Regions from separate parts of the Homo sapiens genome. Here all the other regions are linked to region 2. The links are chromatin loops, found by intact Hi-C in ENCODE. Cell type or tissue: ascending aorta. All regions are shown on one strand.

Evidence for each region. Hi-C counts contacts between places; a loop is a spot of excess contacts. Peaks named below come from ENCODE experiments on the same cell type or tissue, not always from the same donor. Only the 100,000 strongest peaks of a DNase experiment are listed, where the experiment ranks them.
Region 1: it touches region 2 in a loop (5-fold over the local background); 10 of 110 quality-filtered maps call a loop at or near these places.
Region 3: a loop joins it to region 2, with 2.5 times the contacts of the local background. A loop is called at or near these places in 5 of 110 quality-filtered maps.

Annotation. Positions count from the first base shown.
Region 1 is chr21:41,120,291-41,128,290 of GRCh38, forward strand. No RefSeq gene overlaps it. Among named protein-coding and RNA genes, the nearest start is that of LINC00323, 24 kb to the right of the region's middle. In ascending aorta, a CTCF peak has its summit at 1,700 (motif pointing right); DNase peaks (open chromatin) are centred at 1,701 and 4,832; H3K4me3 peaks cover 846 bases; H3K27ac peaks cover 1,942 bases.
Region 2 is chr21:41,279,361-41,287,360 of GRCh38, forward strand. It overlaps BACE2 (beta-secretase 2), which reads left to right. Exons shown (of 9, transcript NM_012105.5): 9 at 1-3,170. Among named protein-coding and RNA genes, the nearest start is that of FAM3B, 33 kb to the right of the region's middle. RefSeq lists enhancers at 476-1,031, 1,032-1,586. In ascending aorta, a CTCF peak has its summit at 4,048 (motif pointing right); DNase peaks (open chromatin) are centred at 1,354 and 4,052.
Region 3 is chr21:41,415,826-41,423,825 of GRCh38, forward strand. It overlaps a transcript of MX1 not described here. Among named protein-coding and RNA genes, the nearest start is that of MX1, 6.4 kb to the right of the region's middle. RefSeq lists a silencer at 4,419-4,698. In ascending aorta, no CTCF peak of the experiment used is centred here; a DNase peak (open chromatin) is centred at 4,706; H3K4me3 peaks cover 1,391 bases; H3K27ac peaks cover 2,862 bases.

The DNA of each region.
Region 1 (8,000 bases), 160 kb before region 2:
CTTGATAGGGAAGAAGAGACAGAGCTTTAAATCATGGGGCTTTTCTTAGGACAAATGTACCTTAATAGAGACTTTTGGCAGTGGAGCAAAAGGACATGGGTTACCTCCAGGACTGAGGTCCCCACAGGAAGGCAGAAAATGAAGGTGATAGAGAAACTCAGTGAAGGGCTGGGTGCAGTGCCTCACTCCTGTAATCCCAGCACTTTGGGAGGCCGAGGCAGGAGGATCACTTAAGCCCAGGAGTTCCAAACCAACCTGGGCAACATGGCGAAACCCCGTCTCTACTAAAAAAATATAAAAATTAGCCGGGCATGGTGGTGCATGCCTGTAGTCCCAGCTACTCGGGAGGCTGAGGTGGGAGAATCACCTGAGCCCAGGAAGTTGAGGCTGCAGTGAGCTATGATCACACCACTGCACTCCAGCCTGGGCAATAGGGCGAGACCCTGTCTCAAAAAAAAAAAAAGAAACTAAATGATCTCTGAGGAGCATGCGGGGAGAAGGGATGTGGACTAAAGGGTGTGCTCCACTTCTTGCTCTGGAACTTTGAAAGATGAGCAGGCCTGGCACTTGAGGCACAAACGAATTTTCACCCAGAAAATCTAAGAATCCATAAGGAAATAGAGCAACCCAGTTCACTAAGTTTTAAAAAAATGCATATCACAATAAAATATAAATATATTGGATGTATCTATAACGGATTCAATTATCAACTCATACACATAATTTTCTTATCTGTAAGGTAGGAAGAGTTGATAGATTTAAAATCTTTGGAATTGTAGGGATGCATTTGAGAATTTCATGCCAAGCTCCTGCTCTTGCAAAGACCCTCCTTCAGGTCTTCACACAGCCAGTCCCTTCCTGAGGCTCAGCTTCAGCTTCAAGGTCGCCCCTCAGAGGGCACCTCATGGCCGGCCCAGGATCTCTACCCCCCTCCCCCGCACCACCCGCATTCTGTTATATGCAATACAGTGTCCTGATCATTTCCTGATATTTTCTTGTATATTTGGTTATTTATCTAACTTCTCCCCCCAGAATATGAGCCTCATGAGCTCAAGGAGCTTCAAAGGAGCCTGCCCACCTTTATCACTTACCCCCCAGCACATGGAACAATGCACTCAGTAGGCACTCAGTGAATATTGAACAGTTAAGGAATTTTCCTGAAGGGCCGCGTATCCAAAGCAGATGGATGATTTCTTGATTTCTTTCTTTCTTTTTTTTTTCCTTTCTTTGAGGCAGTCTCACTCTGTCGCCAAGCTGGAGTGCAGTGGTGCAATCTCACCTCACTGCAACCTCTGCTTCCTGGGTTCAAGCGATTCTCCTGCCTCAGCCTCCCAAGTAGCTGGGACTACAGGCATGCGCCACCACCCCCAGCTAATTTTTGTATTTTTAGTAGAGACGGGGTTTCACCATGTTGGCCAGGATGGTCTCGATCTCTTGACCTCATGATCCACCCTCCTCGGCCTCCCAAAGTGCTAGGATTGTAGGAGTGAGCCACCGCGCCAGGCCCAGACGGGTGATTTCTTCAGTGACTTCCTTGGCAATGCTTTCTGTAACGAGGCGGAGTGTGCAGTGGACTTGAGTGTCAGTCTCCATGTACTGCCTCTCAGCAATGCCCACATCCTTCTGAACATGCTCTGTGATAAGCCACGGAATTGTTCTCAGTATTTCTCTCCTTCAAAGTGCGAGGCGAAGCTTTCCCAGTAGAGGGCGCTGGAGGGACACGCAGGAGAACAAGGCCGTCTGTTACTTCCAGCCGGACATAGGTGTGAGGACCACAGTGGCTCTGATATCTCAGCCTGGTGACATCCTGGCCTCAGCCCTCTCGACAGGGAAACCAAGCACCTGCGCAGCCCCCTGTGCTCTGCAGGGCCACAAGCCCCCCAACACCGCAGGGCCTGTGCTCATGAAGGTGCCCCGGTGGCTCCAGACCCGCCTTGTCGTGGCCAAGCCGGGGCACCTCCTGCCTCCCCTGGCTGACCACACCCTCTCCAGAAGGTCTGGAGACATTCCCAGCCCCTCCTTCCTTGGGCATCTCCCTGAGCCCTAGGACAGTGGTCCCCAGCCTTTTTGGCACCAAGGACCAATTTTGTGGAAGGCAATTTTTCCACAGACCCAGGGTTGGGGAGATGGTTTCAGGATGGTTCAAGCACCTTACGTTTATTGTGCACTTTATTTTTATTAAATAAAAATACATTGTAATATATAATGAAATATTTATTGTAATTGTAATATACGTTGTAATATAAAATGAAATAGTTATACAACTCACCATCATATAGAACCAGTGGGAGCCCTGAGCTTGTTTTCCTGCAAGTAGATGGTCCCATCTGGGGGAGATGGGAGACAGTAACAGATCATCAGGCATTAGATTCTCGTAAGGAGCGTGCAACCTAGATCCCTCGCATGCCCAGGTCACAATAGGGTTCTCACTCCTGTGAGATTTTAATGCCGCTGATCTGACAGGAAGTGGAGCTCTGGCAGTAATGCGAATGATGGGGAGCGGCTGTGAATACAGATGAAGCTTCGCTTGCTCACCTGCAGCTCACCTGCCGCTGTGCAGCCCAGTTCCTAACAGGCCACAGACTGATGCTGGTCCATGGCCAGGGGGTTGGGGACCACTGCCCTAGGGTACCCTATTGCATTTCCTTATGTCTTGTAGTTATTCTTTTATTGTGGTTAGTAGTTCTTTATATGAAACTTCCCCTGTTTTACCGACCCTTTGACCTCTCTCTCCTCACTGAGTTCTAACTGCTGCAACACGACCACTGTCTCCTTCTAACCACTGCAGCCCTGCCCTGAAGCATGTCAGCTGGAGAGAGAAAATTAGGGGACTGGTTTTCAGGACAAACGTTAATCAGCTAAACTTGCCAGTGTCTCTTTCTGTAAAATATGGTGGGGAAGGTGAAGATAACCTGCATGTAAAGATGAACTAGCAGCACTAGTTGCCAACCCTTATGGAGGGATGACCACCTACCAGACCCTCTTCTAAGCACCTCACCATATTAACTAATTTAATCCATGAAACAGTTAAGCCAAGTAGGTTACTAGTCTCAGCTCCGTCTTACAGATGATGAAACGAAGATGCAGAGAGATTGTGTAGTAAGGCCAAGGCCACCCAGACTACAGCAGAACTCGGACTGGAACCCAAGCTGGCTGAGTCAAGAACCCAAGCTCTTTATCCTTCACATAACAATTTAAACAAGTGCACACAAAACTGGAGACACCTTCTTTTAAAACTACCTTAAAATTAAGAGATATGCGTTAAACACATCAACCTGATTGCCAACGGAAAAGGGGAGAATGGGAGTGGGAGATGAGGGCAAAAAGAAATGACAAATTAATGAACGAATAAACAAAAATAAGAATGGGGACTTGCAAACGTGTGCATAGCTGTGATGCAGGGAGTGACGAGTGCAGCTAAGCCAGCCTCTGTGTGGGGCAGGTGGACAGGTGCATGGGGTTCCTAATGGCAGTGACAATGACAGTGTCCTCTGCATCAGAAGGACACAGGGACACAAAACCCCGATCAGATGTGGCAGGAAGGATTCTGGCCCTGATGAAGAGTCACTGAACCTGCTTGAGAACAACTCTCTGCTGGCTCCGTAGATTTACAAAAACAGAACTGCAAGAAGGTAAGCTCTATAAGGGCAGGGCATTTTGTTCAGTGTCTAGAACACAGCCTCAGATGCTCAATTTTTGCTGAATAAATGTGCAAATGGATGGACTAGGGGTCAGTGTCTCCCTGGGAGGTCACAGGCTACGTGAAAAAGCTGAGAGCTTGTAGCCAGGAGCATTCTCTAAACCCAGAGTGGAGGCAGAGGTCGAAATGGATGAAGGCAAAATACAATCCAGCCAACCGTCTACAGCAAGTCTCCTGCTTTTTTTCCGATTTAGAATGTAAAACTTTTAAAGAGCACATGTATTATCAATCATATTTTTACATTAAATCTGGGGATAAGCCCCCATTGGGTGTCCAAATAAGCTCTTTCCCACTTATCTTTTTACCCCTTGGAGGGGGCAGGGTACCTGAATTTTAATACTAAATTAAAGCAAGGAACTGATTTTAAATGTTAACAAGAAATTAGCATAAATCAAGCAAAGATGTTATCTTAGAAATAGTTCTGTTTGCTTTTCACTCTAGTCAGAAATAGGTCTTAGAACCTGCCCGGCATCTGGTTGCTAGAGCAAGCACTAAATTGATATGTGCCCCCACAAGGATGCCCTTAATAAAATTTTTAGAGAGACATTTAAAAGTTGAGCACACAGGAGTACTAAAATTGCCATCCACAATCCAAGCACATGACACGTTTTCTAAAGCTAGTGCTTCTTCTAGCACTAATTTTGTCTGTGTGACTTAACCAAGAAAAACTCCACACTCTCCCTTCTTTCTCTCCTATTTTCAGTTACGCCAGAAAAGATCAACTTGCAGCATGCCAGAAGGTCTTCCCTAGCTTTTCCAAGCAGCAGTTTGAATCTTATATAGAACATTCCATAACCACGGAACATTTGGTTCGCGACGCCAATTTCTTGAGGATGAGGAGAAACACAACTGCCTCTGCCAAGGTACCACCCTCTAGAGTCAGTAAGCCAATACTTACCACTTCATTTTAAAACCCATGCAGTGCTCACAGATGTGATTATATAATTACGATCAAATGGCAACCTGTGTGTGAGTCCTGAATCACTTGTCCTGGAATGGATAGGGCTATTTATAATCACAGCGAGGCTGGGGAACAGAGTAACTGCGGACAAAGGCAACTAATTTCTAGCCCAGAGGCTGAGGCCGAAAGGAAGCCTCATGATGGGGCGGCTGCCAGTTGTGAGCAGAACAGTTCACACCGGCCAGTGGCCACCGGTGAGTGACCTCGCAGAGCTGCAGCTTGAGAGCAATGGACAAGCCTTCCCAGGGAATTGTGAGGGAGCGGCTCTTAGCAATAAACCACCAGCTAGCCCTGGCACAGAGAGGTGAGGCTGAAAAGAGCCCTAAGGCATCTTTTCTTGTATTCACTTGCTGGGTTCAGTATTTTGGCTCCTTACAAAAGCACAGATTCCAAACGAGGAGTTTTGGAGGGGGCAGAGGCTCAGTGATAGGAATAAAATAGTTATTTTCATATTCACAGAGCTGAGTTTTATTTCCAAGGAGGGAAAATTGGGAACTAAAGCAGGCAAGCAGTTTATTCCCCAGAAGGATTACTGCAAGGACTTACCTGCATTCAGTGGCCAGTTGAGCACGCGGGCCAAGCTGGGCTACAGTAAAGCAACGTCAGCAGAGGCGTCTATCATATAGAATGCATTGGACAATGGTTTCCATTACAATTAACAGAGTTAATTACTCTAGAATTTCTGCTTTAAAGATCTCTGACTTTCGGCCAGGCGTGGTGGCTCACACCTGTAATCCCAGCACTTTGGGAGGCCGAGGCGGACTGATCACCTGAGGTCGAGAGTTTGAGACCAGCCTGACTAACATGGAGAAACCCCGTCTCTACAAAAATACAAAATTAGCCAGGTGTGGTGGTGCATGCCTGTAATCCCAGCTACTCAGAAGGCTAAGGCAGGAGAATTGCTTGAACCCAGGAGGCGGAGGTTGCAGTAAGCCGAGATCACGCCATTGCACTCCAGCCTGGGTAAGAAGAGCAAAACTCCGTCTCAAAAAAAAAAATCTCTGACTTTCTGACTCCACGGAATGGAGCTAATATTTGAAAGACAGATGTTGGAGAAGAATTATCTTAGCAGACATGAGGAAAGACCTGACTCTCCTGTCAACGTAATGAGCTCATAAATACCTCCACCCCTTCACCGTGTGTCAAGAGAATGAGACGGCTCCTTCCAGACCCTGTGCCCAACTAATATTGACACTCCAGATCCCTTCCTCGCCTTTTTTTTTTTTTTTGGTTATGATATTCAGCTTTTTTTTTTAACCTTTTATTTTTTTTAATTGACAAATAATAACTGTACATGTTCATGGGGGTACATAGTGATGTTTCTGGTTTTTTGGGTTTTTTTTTTGAGACAGAATCTCACTCTGTCGCCCAGGCTGGAGTGTAGTGACGCGATCTTGTCTCACTGCAGTCTCCGCCTCCCAGGTTCAAGTGATTCTCCTGCCTCAGCCTCCTGAGTAGCTGAGATTACAGGCACCCACCACCATGCCCGGCTAATTTTTGTATTTTTAGTAGAGACAGGGTTTCACCACATTGGCCAGGCTGGTCTTGAACTCCTGACCTCAAGTGATCTGCCTGCCTTGGCCTCCCAAAGTGCTGGGATTACAGGCGTGAGCCACCACACCCGGCATGATATTTCAGTATGTAAAAGGTACAGTGATCAGATCAGGGTAATTAGCGTAACCATCATCTCAAATATGTATCATTTATTTGTGTTGGGAACATTCAATGTCTTCCTTCTAGCTATTTGAAACTGTATTATTGTGAACTAGAGTCATCCTACAGTCCTGTAGAATACTAGAAAGTATTCCTCTCCTCTAGCTGTAATTTTGTAACCTTCCACAAATCTCTCCCTCCCCCTCCCTTCCCCCTACCCTTCTCAGCCTCTAGCATCCTCTGTCCTACTTTTTACTTCTATGAGATCAACTGCTTTTTTGCTTAAAGGGTTCTCATTTCATTCCATATATAACTAGCCAAAAATCATTTCAAAGAATTGTTAGCTAATTATCACTAGGCCATTAATATTGAGCAACCCCAATTTCCTTGGGATTTATAAGGCACTATAAATTAGTTTCCTGTGGCTGCTGTAACAAATTGACACAAACTTAGTGGCTTCGAATAACAGAATGTGTCCTCTTACAGTACGGAAACTCAGAAGTGTAAAATCAAGGTGTTGGCAAGGCTGCACTGCTTCTGGAGGTTTTACAGAGGGATCCATTCCTTGTCTTTCTGGGGCCTGGGGGCTCTGCACTCCTTGGCTCCTGCTCCCTTCCTGCATCTTCCAAGTGCATCCCTGCAACCTCTGGTTCCATCCTTACAGCTCCTTTTTCTGCTGGTGTCACTATTGTCTGCCGTTTCTAAGGAGGTTGTGATCACACGGAGCCAACCCAAATCATCCAGAATCACCTTCCCCATCTCAAGATCCTTAATTTATCATATCTGCAAAGTCCCTTTTGCCATAGAAGGTAACATCCCCACAGGTTCTGGGGACTAAAATGTCGGCATCTTGGGGGACCCATTCTTGAAACTGCCACAGGCATCTACCGTGAACCTGTGTCTACTGTGGAGAGCTGAGGATACACAGACTAAAACCCCACCTTCTGTCTCCCGTGTTCTCCCCTCAACATCCAGAAGAACCAAGTGGAGTAACTGGTGCCAGGCTAGCCCTCCTACCATCAACAATGGAAAATGGGAAAATTATGTGAAACAACTGCTTGAAGATGTAAGACATCAGACATGGCAGTACTGTGAGCTGTTGGAGAGAAAAATAAGATAAGCACTATGATTTACCCTGTTTTCTGACTTAAAGTACTTTCCGTATCATAGCATAGGGAAGGCAAGCCCATGCCTGTTTTCATTTTGCCTGGGATGTCCCCATCCCCCACCCCTCCTTCCCCGGGTCCTCCATCTTCTGCTCCTCCTTCCAGGGTTGGAGTTTGCCACTTTCTTTCCCTGTAAAAGACTTTCACGACTGGGTGCGGTGGCTCACTCCTGTAATCCCAGTACTTTGGGAGGCCGAGGTGGGCAGATCAGGAGGTCAGGAGTTCGAGACCAGCCTGGCCAACATGGCGAAACTCCATCTCTACTAAAAATACAAAAAATTAGCCGGGCATGGTGGCGTGTGCCTATAATCCCAGCTACTTGAGAGGCTGAGGCAGGAGAATTGCTAGAACCCAGGAGGCAGAGGTTGCGGTGAGCAGAGATCGTGCCACTGCGCTCCAGCCTGGGCGACAGAGCAAGACTCCATCTCAAAAAAAATAAAAAAAATAAAAAAATAAAAAAACTTTCTTCATCCACTGCGTAGCAGTGCATAGTAGTGCATAGTAATCCTGCTGAGCAGAG
Region 2 (8,000 bases):
CGAGGCAGGTGGATCACCTGAGGTCAGGAGTTTGAGACCAGCCTGGACAACATGGTGAAACCCCGTCTCTACTAAAAATACAAAAAATTAGCCAACGATGGTGATGCCTGTCTGTAATCCCAGCTACTCTGGAGGCTGAGGCAGGAGAATCGCTTGAACCGGGGAGGCAGAGGTTGTAGTGAGCCAAGATTGCGCCACTGCACTCCAGCCTGGGCAACAGAGCAAGACTCCGTCTCAAAAAAGGAAAGAAAATGCAGTTTCATTCCAGCCATCCTTAGATTTCTTTTCCCCTTAAAGTGGCTGAATCCATTGGAGATGTGATTTATTTTGCAGATCCACCAATTCCAAACTTCAGGAATATTCAAGCGGGAGTCATGTGTAAGTGACAGCTTTGACAAAGAGAGACTGTGGCTGGGTGGCCCGGGTGTTGCCCACGCGGAGCAAGGATTGGTTCATTCAACGGATGGAGAGTACAGGATGGCTGGGACCTGGGAAGTTCCAGAATCTGAAAAGAGGGCAGGGCAAGAAGGAGCCAGAAGAGAGGTCCCACCCCTCAGTTGGCAGTGGGGCACGGAGGTCCGCATCAGCCAAGAACGTCCCCAGGATGCCGTGGGCACCTCATTTCACCCCACGTTTTTGGCACAGTCTACTTTTTAGGTATTTTGTAAAGGAACTTCTCAGGATTGATTATTTGCCAGAGGAACAATTAGGCCAAGAGAAACTTGCTTGACAGCCATGTGTAAAACACGTCTGTCCTAATCAAACTAGAGATGCCTCAAGGCCCACGCAGGACACAGGCAGGTTCAAGGTCATGCACCTGGAAATTTGTAGGGGAGGGTCAAGCAACTGAGGCCAAAGGGGGCCGGTAAAGTGGCTTCTGGGGTCTGAGCATCTGGAAGGCTCCTGGCAGCAGTTACCTGACAGTGTCGTTGAGGGGCACGGCAGCTGGGCCCTCACCGTTTCCGCCAGCTCTGCTGAGCCAGCCCAGCCCATGCATTCCGAACATCCGACAGCTTCTTTCTCCAGAATGTCTTCTGTCAGAGACTTCCAGGAAAGGAGCTCCCTCCTGTCTCACTGCTGTCAGCGTGGGAGCCCTGCTCCCCAGGCTCCACGTCCCCGGAAGGTCCATCTTGTCCTGGAGCACACCCAGCCCCATTCAGGGTCAGTGCAGGAGGGAACAGGGAATCTGCATTTCAGTAAGCTCCCCAGGTGAGGCTGCAGAGCAGAAACCACGGCTTTCAGACGTGAGCAGGCTCCCTGGGCTCTTGGTGTCACCCTGTTAGCCACATCTGCGGAATGTGGAAGGCAGAACATAGCCACGCTGCTTAGTGCTGCCAGCGAACCTCAGGTTGCATCAGTGGCTGGAATCTATCACAGCTGTTGGGGATACGTAACTCCCAGCAATAAATCCAGTATTTTCTTCCCTGCCCTGAGCTTCCTCTGGGTTTCTTATCAGCAGCTATTACACACAGATGTCCAGTGCTTCTAAACTAAATTGTACTGTGTAACTTTTACATCACACTTGTGTGCTTAAAAAGCACACCGTGGGTAGTGACTGGGCCAAGAGACATCACAAAGCTTCCTGATAAATTTGAATCCAGCCACGGCAAGAGCGACGTGCGGGTACCTGGTCCCTGATGCTTGGGTGCCCCGTTGAGCCTCGGGTACTTCTTGGACACTATTGTGAGAGCAGCCATCCTGGTGTCTCTGCCAGCATCTTGGGGAACGCTGTGATGGTAAAATATCTGTCTCTCCTCTGGGAATCAGGGCAGCCCTGAGAAGTGAGCAGTTCCCTTTACAGATGGATAATTGTTTGTGTAAGACCAACCAGATAAAGTCCAAACTGTGTAGAACACACGTGTGCCTCACACATAGCCATCTGAGTAAAATATTTTTTCCAATGTAGATTTATAATTAGAAATGACAGATTTATAATATAGACTTCAGTAAGTTGGGCACAGCTGTCACTTTCGTGGTATCAATAAAAGGCTAGAAACCTTGGGTGTCCTTGGCAACCTAGCCTTTGACATTGATGTTTTTCCATAGGATTTTCTTCATTTGGGTTGGAATAAAAATGCATTTTTATTCACAAGGCACAGACAGATAAGAATATCATAAGCAGGGAAGTGTCTCCAAAGGTCAGGACATATGTTTTTCTGTTGAGTGCTATATGTGGAGGTCATTGCAAGTTCCCTGATATGAGTATGGTTTCGCTTGCTACATTGTGCCTATTAAAGTAAAATTTTACACAAGCCTCGCATTTCTAAGATTAGTGTTCCTGAATGAAATGTTAAGAAAACATTAAAAGATTATCTCTTTTTAAGATGGAGGAAAAAAAGTGAACAAAGCTAATTAATCTATCATGAAAATTGCACAAAATAACATTTCTTAACAAATTTAATACAATTTTGTGTTCTTTGTTGCTAGTGGTATAAAACGAGATTTTTTTCCCTCATTTTTCTCATTGTAGATGTCATCTCTCACATTTATATCAGTGAGGTTTGAAATTCTGTGTAGCAGTTACTCAGCACATATGAGAGGGCAGCGAATGAATGAGATTTGTCATGTGCTAATAAAAGCTGAATTTTTGTAATCTAAAATGATGTATTTTCTACTATTGCTGTTAATTTGCATTGTTAAAAATTCTTAAAGTTTAATATGTTATGTTCAGTCATTGAAAGCGACCACTCATTTTTTTCTTAAAGTTGATGCCTTTTCTGCTGTGCTAGAGTCAGTATTTTGCTTCTGGCAGGAGAGCTGCAAACTGTGTATCCTCAAACAGATGCAAAAAGTAGTGCTTTGCAAAACGTTTGTTTTCTGTTTATCTCAGATTAACATCCTTTAATACAAGTTTCTTAAGTGTAACTTGTATTTCTGAAAATGCTTAAAATTATTTTATATTTCCCTTTGGGAATTTTTCTCTATTTCCAGCACGCTGATTTGATTTAAAAATGTAATAAGACCAAGAGTTGGAGTAAAGGGATATTCATTCCATGTTAAAAGTGGCTTCATAGCTACTGACAAATGTCTGAACTATTGTCGTGCCCTTCAAAACTGGAGTTTTCTAAAATAATCTTATTTTTATACTTGTATGTTCCAGCAATTTAAGATATATACCATTGAAAGGGAAATAAAACATTTTTGTTTATTTGAATAAATAATACTCCCAACCTGTTGCTTTTGGAATGTTTTGTAAATACTTCTCTTGGGTCACATGTCTGGCGGTCCATTACGTCCACTCCTTCATTGTGGGTTCCTGGAAAATGTCAAGGATAAAATGGAGTGGAAGGGAGGGTTCAGGCTCAATCATTAAGATGCAAAACATGCTGAAGGTGGGGAGGGTAAAGTGCTTTAGAGTCTGGAAACCCTACAGGTGGAAAGAAAACACCTGCAGAGAAGAAACTCAGTAAGCACATTTCAGCGGTCTTAAGGATGGGACAGATGGCTTAGCTTGGTCCTGGGGACTGAGGGTGACCAGGTTGGCAATGCCTGTGCGGTCACTCCCATGATCACCCTGCAGGGAGATGGCATTCTACCATTTCACAGACGAGAAACCATCTCTGAGTCACCTGCCCAGAAAAACACAGCTAAAAAGTGGAGAGGAACCCAGCTCTGTTCCCCTCCAACAGCCCAGCTCTTTCTCTGCACTACACTCTGGTCCATCCGCCATCCTGAACCACACTCTCAGAGCCTAATGCATCACTTGTGCCAGAAGAATCCAGTCTAGTGGTCAGTCTCTAGAGAAGGGTGTGCACCAATATGGGCACAGCAGAAGCTCTTAGTGAATGAAATGAAGATCATCCATGAGCCATGATCTAGCTGCTATGCCAATCCTTTAAATATACGCTGCTTTCAATGACTAGACACTTTTTGTCTGACAATATCCAAATGAGGAGAAAAGAAGGAATCTCCAACCATTAGGAGGTAAAGTGATAGTTACTGGAGAAACAGAGTAGAGTATCTGCTTTCTAGTAAGAAGGAGATGATTTATCCTATTTCGCCATCCCTAAGCTGGAGGGGACATAACGGATGGGATTTTCACGAGTCTGTCACTAGGTGGTGGTGTTGTAAAGCGTTGTGGTATACATAACGTTTGTGCCTCTTTCCCCATTCCGTGTAGCTTTCACAAAGCAGCTTTTTATCAAGTATGGGTATGTAAGTAGACTACATCCCAGAGCTTTTTCATTCTGTGCTTTATAGAATCTGAAAAATAGGCCAGCTAGAGGGGTACTCAATCTTAGAGGCAACCGCCAAATACACATTTCCAGCCCTGGCCTCTACCTGGGTTTTTAGACTTGTATCTCCAAGTTCCTTCTGGACGTGTCTGCTTGGCCATCACTGGGAAGGAAACTGAGGCACAGAGGTGCTATAAAGTCTCCAGGTTCTTCTGGAAATGACAGCCAGATTCAAAACACCAGTGTGTCTGGTTACCAGGCACAAGCTCAATCATTATGCCATTGCCTTTTTAAGGTTAAAGATTTAAAATTACATATGCTAAAATCAAAATGCTACGAGGAAAAAATATTGGGGAAAATATTTGTAACAAATATAAGGGCAGAAGCTGACATTTATCGAACAGCAAATTCTGGCCACGCATCCTGCCATTTCATTCTCAGAACAACCCACAACGAGGTGCACGTGGTACTAAAAACATTTTAAAACCCAAGGTCTGAAGACGGAGCTGCTCCCAAGGACAGGCTCAGGGAAATCAGGAGGTCCAGGGAGGGGAGAATCTCACCCCACAGGATGAGATGCCACAGGCCAAAGGCTTAAGAGTCATCTCAGTAAAAAATGTAAAAACAAAAAGACCTACTGTCTTCAGCATACACAGATTGTACGAAATAAGCCAAGTGTATTATTTTCTGTATTTGATGCTGTGATAGCTGGAGCCCTGTTGACCCTGAAAGGACTGCCTCTCTCAGGGTTGGCTAATTCTAAGAGAAAGTCAACGACTCCCCTGGCAGCCTGCCTTTTAGATGGAAACCCCCGATCCAGAGCGCACACCCATCCACCTCCTCTCTGGAGCTCTCACACTCAGGCCATATCCACCTGCCCTCATCACCCCAGAGCCAGGTACCAGACAACTAGGCACAATTTCCCTGCCCAAAGCCACTGAAATTATTCTAACTAGCCAAAGCTAAGCCTGCTTACCCTGCCTCTTCCCTTCTTTCCTACAGAAACCACAGTAAAGCCTCCTGTTCCGTCTTGCCCCATCCTTCGGCCTCCTGACTACCCCTGTGCTTTGCTGCGTGGCCCTCAGTGGCAGCTGTGCCTTCTGTTTTTAGGCATCTATGAATACAAAGAGCTTCTTTCTTTATGACAGTCTTTTGTGTGTCTGTGTGCCTTATTACACCTCATTAAAACAAATCCCAGATACCCTTCAAACACCAAGAATAGAAGAGTGTTAGAGTCCAGTAGAAAAACATGCAAGGGCTGTCAACCAACAGCTGGCCAAAGTGGGAATACAAATGGCCGAGAAACTGAGAAGTGTTCAATCTTATTAATGTATGCATAATATGTAAGTAATTACAGATAGAATGAACAAAGCTTTTAATTATTAATAGATGTCCAAGAGGTCACCCATCTTCTGCTTTGCTGATGGAAAGTGTAAATCAAAACAATCATTTCAAAGAGCCCTAAAAAATAGCCAAGTCATCTTTACATCAATACTTTCTTTAGAAATCTCTCCTAAAGAGATAGAAATATGGACAAAATGGGATAGGGTATAGAGCAAAAAAAGCAATTTGCTGAATATGCCAATATTTCATTGATTTTTAAAGGGAAATATCATATATGGATGTGAGAGTATAGAATTTAAGAGTGTAGTAAGTACATGAAATTCACACTAATCTATTACCCTCAAATTAGGACTCATACATAAAGGAGATGGCTTAAGGATGTTTAAATTAATTTTATTTTGTATTCAAGTAATACGTTGTAATGGTTTATTTTATGTGTCAACTTGAATGAGGCATAGGGTGCCAGGATATTTGGTCAATTATTATTCTAGATGTGTATATTAACTCAGGCCACCATAACAAATGCTATAGGCTGGGTGGCTTAAAAAAACAGAATTTTATTTTCTCTAATGTCCTTGAGGCTGGAAAGTCCAACATCAAGATTCAGTAGGCTCCTGGTGAGGGATCTCTTCCAGGCTTGCAGGCAGCTGCCTTCTTCCTGTGTCCCCACATAGCCTTTCCTTGGTGTGTGAACATGGAGATCTCTCTGTTGCTCTTTCTTTTCTCATAGGGTTGCCAATCATATTGGATTAGGATCTCATCCTTATGACCTCATTTAACCTTAATTACTTCCTAAATGCCCTATCTCTTATGCAGTGACATTGGGGTGAGGGCTAGGATTTTTGGGGGCACACAATTCAGCTCATAGCAGTGTGTCTGTGAGGGTATTTTTGGATGAGATTAACATTTAAACTGGTAGAATGAGTAAAGAAGATTGCCTTAAGGCAGGTGGGCCTCATCCAATCACTTGAAAGCCTAAATAGAATTTAAAACACCTGATCATTTTACAAGCCCAAACTCCTCCTGCTTGATTGCTTTCACCTGGGACATGAGCCTTCTACCTTCAGACTCAGACTGAAACTCCAGCTCTTCTTGGGTCTGTAGCCTGCCAGCTTTTGGACTGTAACTTACACCATTTGTTCTCCTGGGTCTCCAGCTTACAAACTGCAGATCTTTGGATTTCTTAGCCTCCATAATCATGTAAGCCAATTCTTTTTAGTCAATCTCTCTAGAGAATGATATAGATAGATAGATAGATAGATAGATAGATAAATAAATGATAGATAGATATTCTGTTTCATCTTATATATGTTCTGTTTCTGTTTCTCTGGAGAACCCTAACTAATGCATACAGTTAGTCATTATTAAACATTAAATAGTTTCAAGAAGCTTATCACGAGGTGTCTACTGCCTCACTTCTCCCCACCTCAAGGTCCTACTGTGTAGTGGTAGTTCCTCCTCCACCAAATCTTCTGTTTGCCTTGATGGTTGCTTGCATATTTCCAAATTGTATATTCATGCTCTGTTTGTTATCTGGTCAGCCAATAGCCTTGATTCCATTGATTTAGTAATTGGCAATCTGAGCATTTTCTAAATTCCTACATAGATTGGGCCCATTGCCAGACTCTCCTGATCCCATCTATGTGTCTGTTTTTGCATCTGTGCCTGCAGTTTTTGTTACTATTGTTTATTAATGTGATCTTTAATGTGTAGCTGGCCAGTCTCCCCCAGTTAATCATCTTACGTGATATTATCACAAATGTGTTCATCTAGATATCCTTTAGAAATACTGAACAACTTTCTTTAAATTCTCCTTTTGAGATTTGTTTTGGAGTTTCACTAAATTTATAAATGAATTTAGAGAAAATTTACTTCTTCACAATACTGAGCCTTCTAATTCAAAAGAAAGGTATACTTCCATGTTTAAGTCATTATATGTCCCTCGGTAGAGTTTATTTTATGTAGCTCCATGCCTATTTCTTGATACCTTAATTCTCAAGGATGTGGGATGTCCTGTTGTCATGAATGGGGGGCCTCTTTACCTATTAGGCACATACTAGCTGTGTGACCTTAGCAAATTACTTAACCTCTTTCTGCTTCAATTTCTCAGCTGCGATATGGGACGAGCAGTAGTACTACATCACAGTGTTGGTATACTAATTAGCTGAGCTAATTTTGTAAAGTACTTGGTATAGTGTTTGTCACAGACGCACTGCATGTGATGGTTAATTTAAAAAAAAATAGATTAAAATTTGCAAATTCTTTTTCCAGTTTGTTGTATCTTTTGACTTTGCCTGTGTTTGGTTTTTTGTTTTGGCCTTTGAAAAAAAGTGCATACATATATACATTCAAATATGCTAAACATGTTTTAATAAGGATAATGGATTTGGGTCCACTGGAAAGGGCTTCCCAACTCCAAGTTTCTAAAGAAACCCTTTCCTGTTTTCTTTTAGAATATTTATGATTTGATTTTTAACACTT
Region 3 (8,000 bases), 140 kb after region 2:
TATAGCTGACTGAACTTTGACAAAGCAAACAAAAGCATAAAGTGGGGAAAGGACACCCTATTCAACACATGGTGCTGGGATAATTGGCAAGCTACATGTAGAAGAATGAAACTGGATCCTCATATCTTGCCTTATACAAAAGTCAACTCAAGATGGATCAAAGACTTAAATCTAGGACCTAAAACCATAAAAATTCTAGAAGATAACATTGGAAAAACCCTTGTAGACATTGGCTTAGGCAAAGAGTTCATGACCAAGAACCCAAAAGCAAATGCAACAAAAATGAAGACAAATGGATCGGACTTAATTAAGCTGAAAAGCTTCTACACAGCAAAAGAAATAATTAGCAGAGTAAATAGACAACATACAGAGTGGGAGAAAATTTTGCAAACTATGCAGCCAACGAAGGGCTAATATCCAGAATCTACAAGGAACTCAAACAAATCAGCAAGAAGAAAACAAATACTCCCTCACAAAGTGGGCTAAGGATGTGAATAGACAATTCTCAAAAGAAGATATACAAATGGCCAACATATAAAAAAAAATCAACATCACTAATTATTAGGAAAATGCAAATCAAAACCACAATGGGATACCACCTTACTCCTGCAAGAAGGGCCACAATCAAGAAATCAAAAAATAATAGATGTTGGCATTAATGTGGTGAAAGGGATCACTTTTACACTGCTGGCAGGAATGTAAACTAGTACAACCAATGGAAAACAGTAGAGTTTCCTTAAATAACTGAAAGTAGATCTACCATTTGATCCAACAATCCCACTAGTGGGTATTTAGCCAGTGGAAAATAAGTCATTATATGAAAAAGACACTTGCACACACATGTTTATAGCAGCACAATTCCCCAAGTGCCCACCAATCAACAAGTGGACAAAATGTTATATATATATGTGTATATATATGTATATATATATAATGTGATATATATGTATATATATGTATATATATATAATGTGATATATATGTATATATATAATGTGATATATATGTATATATAATAATGTGATATATATGTGTATATATAATGTGATATATATGTATATATATATAATGTGATATATATGTATATATATATAATGTGATATATATGTGTGTGTGTATATATATAATGTGATATATATATGTGAATACTACTACTACTACTACTACTACTACTAATACTCAGCCATAAAAAGGAATGAAATAATGGCATTCACAGCAACCTGGATGGAGTTGGAGACCATTATTCTAAGTGAAGTAACTCGGGAATAAAAACCAAACATTGTATATTCTCACTCATAAGTGAGATTATACAAGCTATGAGGATGCAAAGTCATAAGAATGATACAATAAACATTGGGAACTCAGGGGGAAGGGTGAGGGTGGGGTGAGGGATAAAAGACTAGACATCGGGTACAGTATACACTGCTTGGGTGATGGGTGCACCAAAATCCCAGAAATCACGATTAAAGAACTTGTCAATGTAACCAAACACCACCTGTTCCTCAAAAACTATTGAAATAAAAAATAAATACATAAAAGAAGTTGAGGTTAAATTAATCTAAGTAGGGAGTGCATTTGGGCCAAGCTTGAGGATTGCAACGTTGGAGCACAGATTTAAGTTGCCCTGAATCTACACTCTGATAAGTGGCATTTATAAGTGGATTTTTAAAGGCAAAAGGGGGAGACAGGGAGAGGGCTGATACAAAGCTGTTTGTCAGGAATTCTTATTGGTTTACAGAAATAACATTGATAAGTGCTTATTAGTCCATTTTCATGCTGCTGATAAAGACATACCTCAGACTGGGCAATTTACAAAAGAAAGAGGTTTATTGGACCTATAGTTCCACATGGCTGAGGAGGCCTCACAATCATGGTGGAAGGCAAGGAGGAGCAAGTCACATCTTACATGGATGACAGCAGGAAAAAAGAGAGAGCTTGTGCAGAGAAACTCCCTTTTTTAAAACCATCAGATCTTGTGAGACCCGTTCAGGATCATGAGAACAGCACAGGAAAGACCCACCCCCAAGATTCAATCATCTCCCACCGGGTCTCTCCCACAACATGAGTGAATTATGGGAGCTACAGGATGAGATTTGGGTGAGGACACAGAGCCAAACCATATCAGAGTGATTGACTATACATTGTTAAGCTACAGGGTGTGGATTACAGCGTCCAGTGTGGCATTATTAGGTTAATCCATAGCTATTAATACCTGTGGCAATAGTAAGAGGTTTCAAGAGATGAACACACAGCTGAAAGTGGGGAGTAGGGAGTGGTTGCTGTCTTATTTTAATGTCTCTCTGGGCCTGATAATTTTAAAAGCCTTGCATTCTTCGGATACAAGTTCCTTTCTTTTTTTCAAGAACAACAGAGAAAGGCTGCCTGGCTACCTTTACCTGCAGCACCTCTGATAGTGGCTGCTTGGCAGCTGGTTAGGTAAACCCAATTTCTACTGGATAAACTTCATGGACATTCACCCATGTTAGTACTGGGGAATGCTCTGAAATAGCAAACTTGTCCATACAGCTCCCTTGCTGCTCAGAGGGTCTGGAGAGGAACAGCAGAGGCCCAGCCCCAAATACTTCTTGTACCGGCTTCTATTATGAGAGGTGATGGCACCTTTAGGCACTTATATTTCAGGTAGAAGGAGCAGGAATAAAGAAGAGAGGGCCACAATCTGAAATATCAGTTCTGGATCTCCCTGGGGGCAAGACACTGGCCCTTAGCTGAGCTATTCTGTCATCACTGTGAGCCCTCATGCTCGACCTCACCGGAGCACCCCTCGATCATGTGCTGAATGCCTAGCACGCGCCTGGCACTGTGGGGTACAGAAATCTAGAGCACAGAGCTGAGTTTTCAGGGCTTAGCTGTCCTCACATCTGTGACACAAACAAGGATCAAGGAAAGTTTTGTTTTTGTTATTTTTATTTTTTTTTAAGTTGGGGCCTTACTCTGTAGCCCAAGCTAGAGTGCAGTGGTGCAAACATAGCTCATTGCACCCTCGAACTCCTGGGCTCAAGTCATCCTCCCACCTTGGCCTCCAGAGTAGCTGGAAGCCCAGCTCAAGGAAAGCATTAACATGTTCTACTTTTCACCATAACTCCTGTGTATTGGGAAATGGAAAATGAGCTTTTGAAGTGGCCTATTCGCTTCCTCCATGAGTACTTCCTGAACACTTTCCTCTTGGCCACTGCTCCCAAGACCCCCTCAAAGTCTCTCTCCTGGACTTCCAGCTTCTGGAATGAGCCCCAAGAGTGGCACTTAGCTCCAGCTCCTAGTAGCTCACTCCTTCCTTGCTCACCTGTGCCCCCCACCTGTCTCCTTAGGGGCAGTGGCTTTGTCTTACTCATTTGCATATCACAAATGTCCAGCATAGAAGCCAGCATGGGGCCCAGTAAGTGTTTGTGGAGAAAGAAAGGGAAGAGGTGAAGAAGGGAGGAGACGGAGGGAGAAAAGGAGGGCAAGAGAGGGGATGTCATGTCATGTCATGTCATGTCATGTCAGTTCTCCCTTCCTAGATCTGGACAAGGGAAAGAAAAGCAAGCAAGCCTGACCGCCTCAGTGCAGACCCTCTAAGATGCAAGCCTTCCCCAGGTAAGACAGTTCCGCAGGGTGCTTCTGTGGGCTGGCTTTCTGAGCAGCCATCTCAAAGTATGCGAAAGAAATAGATTTTGGGCCGGGCACGGTGGCTCATGCCTGTAATCCCAGCACTTTAGGAGGCCGAGGCGTGTGGATCACCTGAAGTCAGGAGTTCAAGACCAGCCTGGCCAACATGGTGAGACCTTGTATCTACTAAAAATACAAAAACTAGCCGGGCTTGGTGGCGCATGCCTGTAGTCCCAGCTACTCAGGAGGCTGAGGCAGGAGAATCGCTTGAACCCAGGAGGTAAATGTTGCAGTAAGCCGAGATTGCCCCACTGCACTCCAGCCTGGATGACAAGAGTGAGACTCCATCTCAAAAAAAAAAAAAAAAAAAGATTTTAGGGGTAAAATATTTTGCTTTCCTTCAGTGGCTGGGCCACCTGTACACAATGCCTGAACCCAGGTCCTGCAGCCCCCAGCTTGGCTCTCCAAAGCTCACCAGTATCAAAGGATTTCAGCTTCTGCTCCTCTCCGCAGGGCTCTCTGGTGGGCCCCAGACAGAGATGAAGGAAAAGTCTGGCCTTGACCTTGAGGACCAAAAGCGACCACGTCAGACGCCAGCAGTCTCGTGCCCAGTTGCCAAGGGATCACCTGAGGAAGGCCCTTAAAATACAGGTGGTAATGCAGGGGTCTTGGGATGGCCCCGGACCGTTCATTTCTAATAATTTCCCAGGTGAAGCCAATGCTGCTGTTCCAGGAACCACCCTTTGAGAAGCACGGGTCTATACCACACGCACAGAAGAGGAAACGAAACGAGGCAAAGGAAACCAGTCCCTTTACTCGCGCCCAGGCAGGACAAAGCGGGCAAGGGTGGGGGCGGGGGCGCGGGCGCGGGCGCGGGCAGGCGGACGGACTTGCAGGAAATGCAGCCGGGAGGATGGGCAGGTTGTGGGATGCTCCGCCGTTCCGCGACCACCCGCCTCCCCGGCCCAGCAGAACCGGGTCCAGGCTGGGGGAGGTGCTAGCGGTGTATGTGAGTAACACTGCCCCCTCGTCGTGGCACCGCCCCCTTCTTCCCTGCCCCCTTCCCCGCCCCCTGGATTCTGAAGTCTGAAGTCATGCAATTTGACTTTTCCTTTCTGGAAACCAGCGAGCAGAAATGAAACCGAAACTGAATTGTCCGGGAAATTCGCGGTGGGGGCGGAGAGCGCAGGGAGAAGTAAGCCCAGTGCAGGATCCTGAGGCCCGTGTTTGCAGGACCAGGGCCGGCCTTCCGATTCCCCATTCATTCCAGAAGCACCGAACCACGCTGTGCCCGGATCCCAAGTGCAGCGGCACCCAGCGTGGGCCTGGGGTTGCCGGTTGACCCGGTCCTCAGCCTGGTAGCAGAGGCCAGGCCAGTGCCACAAGGTCAGGCTCCACTGGGCCCTGCCCGCCCAGGAGCCTGTGGTGTCAGGCACCTGAAGGGGTGGGTTGCCCCTCCACACCTGTGGGTGTTTCTCGTTAGGTGGAAGGAGAGACTTGGAAAAGAAAAAGACACAGAGACAAAGTATAGAGAAAGAAATAAGGGGACCCAGGGAACCAGCGTTCAGCATATGGAGGATCCCGCCAGCCTCTGAGTTCCCTTAGTATTTATTGATCATTTGTGGGTGTTTCTCCGAGAGGGGGATGTGTCAGGGTCACAAGACAATAGTGGGGAGAGAGTCAGCAGACAAACACGTGAACAAAGGTCTTTGCATCATAGACAGGGTAAAGAATCAAGTGCTGTGCTTTTAGATATGCATACACATAAACGTCTCAATGCTTTACAAAGCAGTATTGCTGCCTGCATGTCCCACCTCCAGCCTTAAAGTGGTTTTTCCCTATCTCAGTAGATGGAACGTACAATCGGGTTTTATACCGAGACATTCCATTGCCCAGGGACGGGCAGGAGACAGATGCCTTCCTCTTGTCTCAACTGCAAGAGGCATGCCTTCCTCTTATATTAATCCTCCTCAGCACAGACCCTTTATGGGTGTCGGACTGGGGGACGGTCAGGTCTTTCCCTTCCCACGAGGCCGTATTTCAGACTATCACATGGGGAGAAACCTTGGACAATACCTGGCTTTCCTAGGCAGAGGTCCCTGCGGCCTTCCGCAGTGTTTGTGTCCCTGGGTACTTGAGATTAGGGCGTGGTGATGACTCTTAAGGAGCATGCTGCCTTCAAGCATCTGTTTAACAAAGCACATCTTGCACCGCCCTTAATCCATTTAACCCTGAGTGGACACAGCACATGTTTCAGAGAGCATGGGGTTGGGGGTAAGGTTATAGATTAACAGCATCCCAAGGCAGAAGAATTTTTCTTAGTACAGAACAAAATGGAGTCTCCTATGTCTACTTCTTTCTACACAGACACAGTAACAATCTGATCTCTCTTGCTTTTCCCCACAGGCACCTAAGTCCACCTGGGCCTGGAGCAGGACAGGTTGCAAAAGAAAATATCTCGGGACCCCCAAACTCCTTATGCTAAGGGAAACATCGAGCCTGGGAACTGAGCCATCAACGCTGCCATTCTTTTTCCCAAACAGAACCCTGTTGTCAGAGGTACACCCAGAGCAACTCCACACCGGGTGCATGCCACAGCAACTCCATCTTAAATAGGAGCTGGTAAAACGAGGCTGATACCTACTGGGCTGCATTCCCAGACGGGTAAGGCATTCTAAGTCACAGGGTGAGATAGGAGGTCAGCACAAGGTCATAAAGGTCATAAAGACCTTGCTCATAAAACAGGTTGCAATAAAGAAGCTGGTTAAAACTCACCACAACCAAGATGGCCACGAGAGTGACCTGTGGTTGTCCTCATTTTTACACTCCCACCAGCGCATGACAGTTTACAAATGCCATGGCAATGTCAGGAAGTTACCCTACATGTATGTCTAAAACGGGGAGGCATGAATAATCCACCCCGTGTTTAGCATATCATCAAGAATAACCACAAAAATGGGCAACCAGCAGCCCTCAGGGTTGCTCTGTGGAGTAGCCATTCTCTTACTCCTTCACTTCAGGCAGGGGAGATGAATTTCCCTTTGAGCCTGTGGACAGAGGGCAGCCTGGCAGAGGGACAGGCATCAACAAAGCCTCTGAGTGTGACCTGGGTCCTGAGTTCAGGGATGGCAATGGGGTAACTGAGACTGGATCAGAAGTTGCCTGGAAGAAGAGAGGGCCATTATCAGAGTATAAGAGTGTGAAACTTATCTGGTAGGAAAAAAAAAAGAGTAACTGCTGTTCGTTTAATAGAGCACACATCCTCTGCAATTCAGGTGGGAGGTTGTGAGCTTCTTAAGTACAGAAGCTGCCTCTTGATTTCAGCATAGCGAGGAGGTGCTGAAGAGCGCAGGTTTGGAGAATGATCACCTGGATTGGAACCATAGCTCTACCAATATGGAACCCAGCTCCTTAGGCCTCGGTCTTCTCATGGAGAACATGGTGTGATAATCCTACTCCTCTGGGAGGGTGGCTGTTAAGGTGAGTGATTGCACACGAGTCCCTCTAGCTGATGTTACCGAGCGGTCCTTGTTTTTAGAGCTCCCAAGAGGGTGGCGGGCCACTTCCAAGATGGCGGCAAGCCTCTTGTTCTCTGACCTGGGGTTCTTGGCCTCACAGATTCCAAGGAATGGAATCTTGGGGCATGTGGTGAGTGTTCTCATTAGGACGAACCCAGGCACTTAGACATGCGGGAACAATGGCGAGCCTTTAGCCCGAATGGGAGCGGCAATGGGTGCCTCGCTGGATCAGGAGCACAGCGGACACACTGCCGGATCCAGAGGGGTGGACATCAGTGGTGGGTCTGTGATGGCGGCAAACAACAGCAGACAGCAAATGGCAGTGGTGGATGGCAAGCGAAAGCTCAGCTCCAGCCATAACAAACACGGACCAGAAGAGTGTGCAGTTGCAAGATTTAACAGAGTGAAAACAGACGTCCCATACAAAGGGAGGGAACCCAAAGGGGGTTGCCATTGCTGGGTCGAATGCCTGGGTTTCTGTCTCAATCACTGTCCCTCCCCCTGTGCTCTCAGGCAATAGATGATTGGCTATTTCTTTACTTCCTGTTTTTGCCTAATTAGTATTTTAGTGAGCTCTCTTTACTACCTGATTGGTCGGGTGTGAGCTAAGTTGCAAGCCCTGTGTTTAAAGGTGGATGTGGTCACCTTCCCAGCTAGGCTTAGGGATTCTTAGTCGGCCTGGGACATCCAGCTCGTCCCGTCTCTCACTGACACCTAACACATCCTACATGCTCAGTAGACAGGAGCTATTATTGTATGACTGACTGCTGAATTACACCCCAAAACAACCACCTATACTCCCCAAGGCCCTGCCATATCATATGCATATTAGAGGCAATGAAGCACCAAAATCTAAGGCCAGGGAAGGACTGCGGT